Regions from separate parts of the Homo sapiens genome. Here region 1 is linked to region 2. A link is a contact called in ENCODE Hi-C or POLR2A ChIA-PET data. All regions are on one chromosome and are shown on one strand. The core of a region is the stretch at or near the end of the contact, and the rest is flanking DNA. Distances in the headings are between cores, read along the strand shown. Region 1 overlaps LOC107986776 (a long non-coding RNA gene). Region 2 has its middle 31 kb from the start of RAPGEF5.

Region 1 (4,991 bases), core at 1,608-4,107, 500 kb before region 2:
ATAATTTAGTTAAAACGTATCTTTAACCTTTTTTTTGCATGCGTGATTAATCTGTGAGTCTCTGATTATAGCTGGTTGAATATTTCCCCCTAAATAATTGGTTTTGAGCATTAATAATAGGCCTTTATGTTGATGACAATTGTTATGACTTTATTCATGTGCAATAAAGCCCTTATAATAGATTATACAATTAACTTTCTACAGTTGAAATAAGTGAAATATAAATGGTTTTAGAGGGATCCAATTGGAATTAAGTTAAAGCACATTGACTTCTTCCAGTTTAGGACCGTATAACAGTTTTGAATATATTTTTCATTATTTGAAACCTTTTTCTTCTAGCATGTAGTAATGGTGGGAGAACTAAATGACACTGAAAATTCTGGAAATGAGGAGAAACAGACTAAAGCCACGGGCACCGGATGAATGAAGAGAGAGAAGAGTGCTTTAGGTAAGCCTCTGGTTAGACCTAACTTTAATAAGCTCTACTTGAGAAAGGGGGCACATGGCCTTTCCTGGGGTACTATGGCTTCATTCATGTCACCCTGAAATTGCACAGTTCCTCTGAGCATAGTGGTATTAATTAGGGTGGGAGGTTAAACAAAATAAGCAAAATTAACAAAGCATTTGTCCTTCTATGTAGCAATGTTCTAGAAAAATCTTAATGGATTTCACTAATTTAAATGTCACAACACAATTAACTTTGTTTTTCCATCTCTTCTAGATTGTGGGTGCATCCTAATTTTTCTTATAGTTATAAGTTATAAAAAGTGTTGACTATTTCATATACACAATTAGTATTGTAATTACCACAACTGTGGATAAAAATGTCATCTCTTGTTTATCTTCTCACACTGTTACTTGTGAATTGTGGAGTGTGATGTGTAGAGCTGTTTTGGGAGGTGGGATACAGGTAGGACCCCTAACCAAGAAGCCTGGCTCACAGAGAGGGTGCCTTACTCCACATTAAATGTTCACAGTCCTTTGCCTCACTGTCTAATTGAGAAGAATATTAGTACATCACGAGCTCAATCCCAAGTAAATTTCCAAATGGGAAGTCTTACAACACTTTTGGAAGATACGTGGATGAGGCTTTTAGGTGACTTGTAAGTCTTTTTTTTTTTTTTTCTTGAGACAAGAGTCTCACTCTATCACTCAGGCTGGAGTGCAGTGATGTGATCTCGGCTCACTGCAACCTCCGCCTCCCAGGTTCAAGTGATTCTCCTGCCCCAGCCTCCTGAGTATGGGACTACAGGTGCACACCACCACGCCCGGCTAATTTGTATTTTCAGTAGAGATGGGGTTTCACTGTGCTGGCCAGGCTGGCCTCAAATTCCTGACCTCAAGGGATCTACCCGCCTGGGCCTTCCAAAGTAAATCAGCTTTATGCATTTAAATTTAATCAACGATTAACTTTAAATTGCGCCTGGCTGGATTTGTTAGTCTTAACGCCAAAGCTTTATTCCAATCTTCCCAGGGGCACTATGGGCCCAGAGCCAGCATGGTCTGGAAAATGAAACTTTGTAGCCACAGGCGGAGAGAGTGGAGAATGTTTCTTTTTTATTAAAAGGAGAAGGCCAGTAGTGGTGGCTCACCTCTGTAATCCCAGCACTTTGAGAGGCCGAGGTGGGTGGATCACTTGAGGTCAGGAGTTTGAGACTAGCCTGGCCAACATGGTGAAACCCTGTCTCTACTAAAAATACAAAATTAGCTGGGCATGGTGGCGGGCACCTGTAATGCCAGCTACTCGGGAGGCTGAGGCAGGAAAATCGCTTGAACTTGCGAGGTGGAAGTTGCAGTAAGCCAAGATCGTGCTATTGTACTCCAGCTTGGGTGTCACAGTGAGACTCCGTCTCAAAAAATAAATAAATATAAATAAATTAAGTCTGGGCGCGGTGGCTCATGCCTGTAATTCCAGCACTTTGGGAGGCCGAGGCAGGTGGATCACAACATCAAGAGATTGAGACCATCCTGGCCAATATAGTGAAACCCCATCTTTACTAAAAAAACAAAAATTAGCTGGGCGTGGTGGCAGGTACCTGTAGTTCCAGCTACTTGGGAGGCTGAGGCAGGGGAATCGCTTGAACCCGGGGGGCGGAGGTTGCAGTGAACCAAGATCACACCACTGCACTCCAGCCTGGTGACAGAACGAGACTCCATCTCAAAAAATAAAAAAAAAATAATAATTAATTAAATTTTTTTTAAAAAGGGAAAAGAAAAGGGAAAACAAAATCCCAAGTCCCGTTTGTATGAACATTTATATGAAAATTTTATCCAACTACAAAAACACATTTTTGTGTTAAATGTGTTTTGTGATAAAGGAAACCGAATATGGACTAGTGTTCAGATGATATCACAGAATCATTAATATTTTTAGGAGGGATAATAGCCTTGTGGTTATGAAGGAAAATGTTCTTCTTTTTAGGAGATACTTGCTGAAGGGCTAAGCGTTATGTCTACAATTTATCTTCCACATATATTGAAAACTTAGAGAAAAAAGCAAATGTGGTAAATATTAGAAGTAGTTAAATTTAGATACTGGGTGTATGGGTAGTCATTGAACTAGTAATTAAAGGTCTGTGAATCAGTTGGAATTGCTTCTGGCTGCAAATAAAACTCAACTGACAAGAGTTTCAATTTTAAGAACCTTCAACCTTGGCTAAACAAGAATTGCAGCTGTTGTCCATTTAGTGTTGGTGCAGCCACTCAGTGATGCCATTGAGACCCCATGTTGATCTATCCATCTGCCTTGTCATTTTCAGCAGATTGGCTTCTGACACTGTCAATTCATGATTGCAAGACAGCTGCTGCAGCTGTAGGCACTGTCACACTCCCAGACAGGATGTGGGTGGGGAAGAGCAAAAGCAAACTCTCCTCTTGCACTTGCATCATTTATCAGAAAGCAGATTCTTTCCCTGAAGCCCCCAGGAGACTTCTACTTATACCTCACTGGCCAGAATGGTCCTATGCCAATCCTAGCTACAGGGTAGTCTAGGGAAGGAAATCACCACGTGGAATTTATATCTACTGTGATTCATCCCCTTGGGCTACAGGTGTACTGTCACCCTGAACAAAAGTGGTGTTAACAAAAAAAAAAAAAAAAAAAAGAAAGTTAAAAAAAAGGAGAAAATGGAAGCTGTTTGTCATTGGCTAAATAGATACCCTTTTTCTCTGGAAGGGAAATTGTTCTGTTCCACAAGATATCAGAAATGATTTTTAAATGAAACTAAAACTCTTGCCACATGACATCAGATTGATGTTTAACAGAAAGATAAATGGTGCCTGAAAGGAGTTTTAGTTTCTTGTTCTTCTTTAGCTCAGGAAAAACAGAAAGTTTTTAGCTATCTATGGAAACTATTTTTGCTTAACTTTCGATTTTGGTAATACATTTCAATATACAGTTTACTTCCCACAATTGTTTTCATTGTGATAGACATTGTGAGGCAGAACAGAATATTTATTTCTACTCATCATATTATTAGCCACCGTTTGTTGAGTGTCCCTTATATGCAAGGCATTATAATAGGTGGTTACATCTTCTCTCATTTATGTAAGAGGATGTGCCTGGCTGTTACAAAAAGCCCTAGATCAAGTCTGAGTCATCAGACTTAATAAAGAAGAAGAAAACGGAAAGTTTTCAACAACCATTCTAATTTCTACTTCATTCCCAGCCTGTGTGAGGCCACTATAATAAGATACTCTTGACATCTGGGCTCTTAAAATGGAAATCCATTTATTGGTTAAAACAAAGAACAGCCATAACTAGAATTCCCTTCTGTTCCCTTCCCTATCCCTTGGCCCAAGGGTAGGGTTTCTTTTAGAAAGGAAGCAAGACACTCATTGTAGAGTCTTAGCTCAGTAATAGCCACCTAACCATCACTGGGGGCCACAGTCATGTGTCCTGGAAAGGCATAGAAGGCGTGACCTATGCCCAGAAGGTTTCTGTGTGTGAAGTCCTTCATCATGAGGCCATTTGGTGATGATTTAGCATGTGGTGTGGATGACTGAGGTCCAGCTTCTAACTCTGGTTGACTGCCGAGAGATGCCGTGAAGTGCTGTGTTGTTTTCTGGAGTCTTAGCAAAGAAGAGAAGCATAGGCTGACAGCACTCTTGGCCTACCCCATGGCTCTTGGCCATTTGTTGTCTCAGGTAAGCCTAGTTAAAGAGAAGCCCAACAGAGCCAAGGCTGGCAGAGAGGACCAAGAGGCTATAGACTGGTGGGTTGAAGTGAAGGTAGTGGGTACACCACTGGGAAACTAGACACTGGTTTCTGAAGGAAGAAACCATTCAGAAGGAGAAGGGCCAGAGGAACCTATGAACATCCAGGTCAGGAGATGAAAGTTAGATCAACGTCTGGCAAATTAGCAGAGAGTAGACATGGACAGAGAGCAGAGCAATGCCTGGGTGGAGCTTGTAGAGTCTCCTACTGCGTGTTCCTTCATTTAACAAAGATTTTGTTAGTATATACTATGTGCCAGAAACTGTTCTAGGTACCAGAAATATAGTAGTGAACAAAACAGACAAAGATTCCTGCCCCTCATTCTCCGTGTAGTCATAATTTGTTTTTTCCACTTACATTCTAGTGAGGAAAACAAATTATAAACAAGATGTATGAATAAATTATAAGTAAATTATGTAGTATGTTAGTGGCAAATAGTAAGCAAAAAAATAATGCAGCAAAAAGAGATAAAGGAGTGTAAAGATGCTGTGCTTACAACATAGTGGCCACTAGCCTTGTGTGGCTGATGATATTTAAATTAGTTAAAGTTAAAAATTCCATTTCCATGTCATACAAGCCACATTTCCAGTGCTCAAAAGCCTCATAGTGGCCATCCTATTGGACAGTGAAGATAAAGTTTCATCAAGCACAAAGTTCTGTTGGTCAGTGCTTTTATAAAGGGTGCAATATTTAGGTGGGGTGGGTAGGGAAGGTCCTACTGCAAAGATAACTTTTAAATAAAGACCCAATGGAGTTGATGGGGTTGATGGGCTGA
Region 2 (4,537 bases), core at 1,738-4,237:
TGGTGATAACCATAGTCACTTCCTGAAAACACTTTAAAAACTGTGAGGTGATATTCAAATGTAAACCATTCTTATGACAATGACAGTGTGCCCTATTATGCTACCTTTCTTCCCTTCTCTAAATAGTGCAACAAAAGTCTGTCATTTCCTGAGTTATTTGTCATCATGCTTCTGCTTCCTCTGGCCTGTTAGAGAGCAGATCTTCTGAGAGCCACGGGAAACTGACCACCTCAGCTATGTCTTTTAGGGATAAGAAGCCAAGGGGACACTGATATTGCTCAGAAGAGTTGAAGGATTTTCCACTCTTAAAAAAATCTAGATTTGTTACCTGCCTAATAACCCGCTCAAGGTAAATCCCAGCAGGAGTAATTAAAGTAAAATCAACAATAACATCTTTCACTGAACTTCCAGAACTGTATGGAATTTGGTGTGATTTTAAAAGAATCTCACTCAGTGATTACATTCATCCATCAAATAATGTCAATTAAATTATTGTGTTCCGTTTTTATAGCTTATTCGGGGAAACAAACCATTCCATCCCAGCCCGAATGTTGGCACATTTATGAAATCGAAGCTTCCTCATTTCATCATATCAATTTTGATAAGTGATAATGAGTTTCACCAGTCCTGCCACAGGATGCATAGGTGTTGCAGTACCAGGTAGCTAAGGTGAGGCAGTGATCTTGACTTGCAACGGTTGGACAACCCAGAAGGAAGCACAGCTTGGTTATTGCAGGAAGCTCATACCTGTCTTGGTCATCACAGGTTTTTATGTGATTAAGATCAGTTCAAGGACTTGAAGTTCAAGTCCTAGTAAGCTTGGAATGCAGACTCCTAGATTTAGAGCTAGAAGGTACTTAATCTAAACTCTCTATACTCAAAAGTGTGGTCTGAGGGTGGGCAGCCTCAGCATTACCTGGGAGTTGGTTAGAGATGCAGAATCCCAGGCCCTGCCCCACACTCCTGAGACAGAGTCTGCAGGTAACAAAGTTTTCAGGAGATGGGAAGGCACATGAAAGTTTTACATGCACTGGTGTAACCCATTCCTCTGGTTTTGCAGATGACCAAACAAAGTCACAGAAGGTCTACGTGACCTGTTAAGAGCAAATAGCAGGTTACTTACTGGCAGAGCAGGAGCCAACCTATCTCATCTGCTGGTTCTTACCTCTGTGATTTGAGTAGCAGTGAGTTATGGGCCTGGTCCCAAGATGGAAGGTGGGCTCTTCCAGTGAAATGGGCAATAGTGACAATCAAGCACTGCTTATTCAAGGAGTCATTTCTCATGCTTGCTTAAACTAAAAATTCTACATTACTTGTAGAAATGGGTGAGTTTTCACCTAAGGACCACAGCTCTTCTGGCAGCAATTTAATCTGATTGCAGGTTGAGTACTTAAATGCCTTGAACACGGAAACTATTGAAAGGACAGCAAAGAGGCCTGCAGCCTGACATCCACTGCATGTGGTAAGAGGGCTCAGTGTTGAGATGGGGTCTATTCAGGGCCTTTCTCTTACTGTTCCCTCTGCCTGGGTTACCGCACCTCTGCATCTTCACATGGCAACTCCATCTCACCATCCAATCCCTTCTGGGGAGAAGCTCTCCTTGGTCACTCCATCTAGAGTCAACTTTTCTCCCCATCCTATTCCCCTCAGTCACTCTCTATCCCCACTCTCTCATTTTGTTTTATTTATGACAATTGTTAAAGGAATTATTTAGTTGAACAATGTATTGTGTTTTCCCTTTCAAAGCATGTCCATTTGTTGAGAGCAGGGATCTTGGCTCGATTGTACACTGCCACATCCATATTGACTAAAACTGTGCTTGACATATGGTAGGTACTCAATAGTTGTTTGCTAAGTGAATAAGTAATTTAGAATAAAGTTCGTTGTGCTCATAGTTAGAATAATCATAAATAAGAGCTAACATTTATTGACTTTTACAGTGTGCTAGACACAGTGCTGCATGCTTTAAGCACACTGTTTTATTTAATTTTTTTTTTTTTTTTTGAGACCGAGTCTCACTCTGTTGCCCAGGTTGGAGTGCAGTGGCGTGATCTCAGCTCACTGCAACCTCCGCCTCCTGGATTCAAGCAATTCCCCTGAGTAGCTGGGATTACAGGTGCGCAATACCACACTCGGCTAATTTTTGTATTTTTAGTAGAGACGGGGTTTCACCACGTTGGCCAGGCTGGTCTCAAACTCCTGACCTCAGGTGATCTGCCTGCCTTGGCCTCCCAAAGTACTGGGATTGCAGGGGTGAGCCACTGCACCCGGCCTTGTCTTATCTAATTTTAATGACTTATTAACATTTTAAAAAGCAGGCAGCTTAGAAGTTGTGGCATTCTGTGCCTCCTCTTAAAACTGAGGAGACTCACTGAAACATGGACTTGACTTTAGGAACATTTCCTAGACGAAAGCACTGGGTGGCCTTCTTCACAAATTGGTCCACACTGGCTGAGCTTCTCTAGGGTCCAAGCTGAACTGGTCAGACCAAGGAGATCGGTACACCCCATACTATGTTTTGGGCCCCATGCCAACTTTCCTTTGAGTACATGAAAAGGGACAACCAGACTTAGAGGGACAGATTGAAATGAAAGATCCTGATGTACTTTCCAGAGTGACAACAGAAAAATATTAACTCTTGCCCATTACCCCTTATACGACCTGTAAAAACCATTTGTAACAGAAAATAACTGTGCACAGAGGAACGTGATGCCAACCAGAGGACGATCCTTGGTATTCTCATTTTTCTCCAAAGAAACAAAGCAAATAGACCAATTTTGGCCTCAATCATCAAATACATTTTGTGATGCCTACAGAGAGCAAATTGCCCTCACAGCAGCAACTCAGTGCTTTCGTTCATTTGTGGTTTTTTTCCAATTTAAAATTTTCCCAAGTGCTCAGTCTCCAGCCTACTCTCCATCCTGGTTTCCACCAGCTCCACACACTCATACTCAACAGTTGCAGCCGGGTGACTCAGTAGGACTGGGCCCACCAACCGATCAGGAAGTCAGCCAGCAAGGCACGTCTATAACAAGAAGCAGGAGGATGGGGAAGAACAACTTGAGTGAATGCATTTCATTCCAGAGAAGAGCTTTTTAAAAAGCTGTTTAACATTCAAGGTTCTATTATTATTTTTGGCAGCATGTTGAGTCCCTGTCTCTTTTTTTGGCTACTTTTCTAGTACTTTATGTATCTAAGATTTGCAACCGATTTCAGTAACACTGGGAAACATTTTTCAGTGTAATTATAGGAGTTACTTAAATGCTATTTAAATGTTATTTTATATACTCATCAGACAATAAGCATAACATTAAAATGACTATATATAATGACCTATAAAATAATTTATGCTTATACATCATAGACATAGAAATTGCCTTAAGCATTAGACTTTGTAGAATTGTATAATTAAAAAAATTAAATTTAATAACAATTGCCCATAGATCTCAAGTTAATTACCCAATGCAAAAAATAGATGGATAAATAAGACTATAGGTGGTCCGTTCCATCACACAGTCAGTGATGAGGCCTGGTATGTTTATCTGAATCAACTTTTTATTATGGAACATTCTAAATGTACATAAATTTAAAGATTATGTACCCCCCCCCCATCGTCCAGTTTCAACAATTATCCATGTATTGACCCTGTGGACTGATGGTGAGAGGAGGGAATTATGGCATGGGACTCATAACTGCTGGAAGGCAAAACAATTGTCTGTCATGGCAGGGGTGATTCTGTAACTGGTTACCCACATTAACCATTTGAAACTGTAGGTAAAGTAGGTAGTTCACAGGCTTAACCCCAACTTCTGCTTTAATACATCTGGCAAAAATATATTCTAATACATAAGTATTCATGATCTACCATGAGCCCATGATTGTCCTAGATATTGTGATGGATATATAGCAGTTGTTAAAGTATTGGAATGGTGGATAGTTTCCATTTTCCCTTCCAGATATAGTCTCCCTATTACCTCACCCTGACCTGCATCCTGGGATGCTGAGCTGCACTATGCCAAAATCCCCTGCCTCTGTAGGGGTGAGCCAAGGGATGGCACAGAAAGGCCCCCCCTCAGGAAAGATGGAGAATAGAAAGCTAAGCAGAGAGGGTGCTCATATAGGATGTGACGCAGTGCTACAGGGCACTGACTATCCAGCCAAGGAGTGTTAGTCAATTCAAAAAGCAATAGAATACTCAATATCACTCATCATTAGGGCAATGCAAATCAAAAACCACAATGAGACCACTTCACACCCACTAGAATGGCTATTATTGAAAAAATAGAAAATAATAGTGTTGGCAAGGAAATGGAGAAACTGGAACTCTTGTGCATGGCTGTGGAAATGTAAAATGGTACAGCCACTGTGGAAAAGAGTATGGCAGGCAGTTCCTCAAAAAAAAATTAAGCATAAAATTACCGTATAAGCCAGCCACTTCACTACTGGCTACATAACAAAGAGAACTGAAAGCAAGATCTCAAACAGATATTTGTATACCAATGTTCATAGCAGTATTATTCATAATAGCTAAAAGGCA

The links. Hi-C counts contacts between places; a loop is a spot of excess contacts on that map. ChIA-PET counts read pairs that join two places held with the same protein, here RNA polymerase II (POLR2A). Pooled maps may share reads with other maps.
Region 1: a pooled map shows a loop between it and region 2 (4-fold over the local background). The contact joins two enhancer-like sites. A Hi-C loop is called at or near these places in 1 of 50 pooled maps. POLR2A ChIA-PET finds 5 or more read pairs at or near these places in 3 of 52 experiments (A673, OCI-LY7 and activated CD8-positive, alpha-beta memory T cell).

The regions. Positions count from the first base shown.
Region 1 is chr7:22,883,962-22,888,952 of GRCh38, reverse strand. It overlaps LOC107986776 (a long non-coding RNA gene), which reads left to right. Exons shown (of 5, transcript XR_007060249.1): 3 at 340-448. Among named protein-coding and RNA genes, the nearest start is that of SNORD93, 30 kb to the right of the region's middle. Within about 2 kb of position 2,857, at least 2 of the 41 ENCODE cell types and tissues checked have a DNase peak (open chromatin) inside an H3K27ac peak, as active enhancers do.
Region 2 is chr7:22,386,306-22,390,842 of GRCh38, reverse strand. No RefSeq gene overlaps it. Among named protein-coding and RNA genes, the nearest start is that of RAPGEF5, 31 kb to the right of the region's middle. Within about 2 kb of position 2,987, at least 2 of the 41 ENCODE cell types and tissues checked have a DNase peak (open chromatin) inside an H3K27ac peak, as active enhancers do.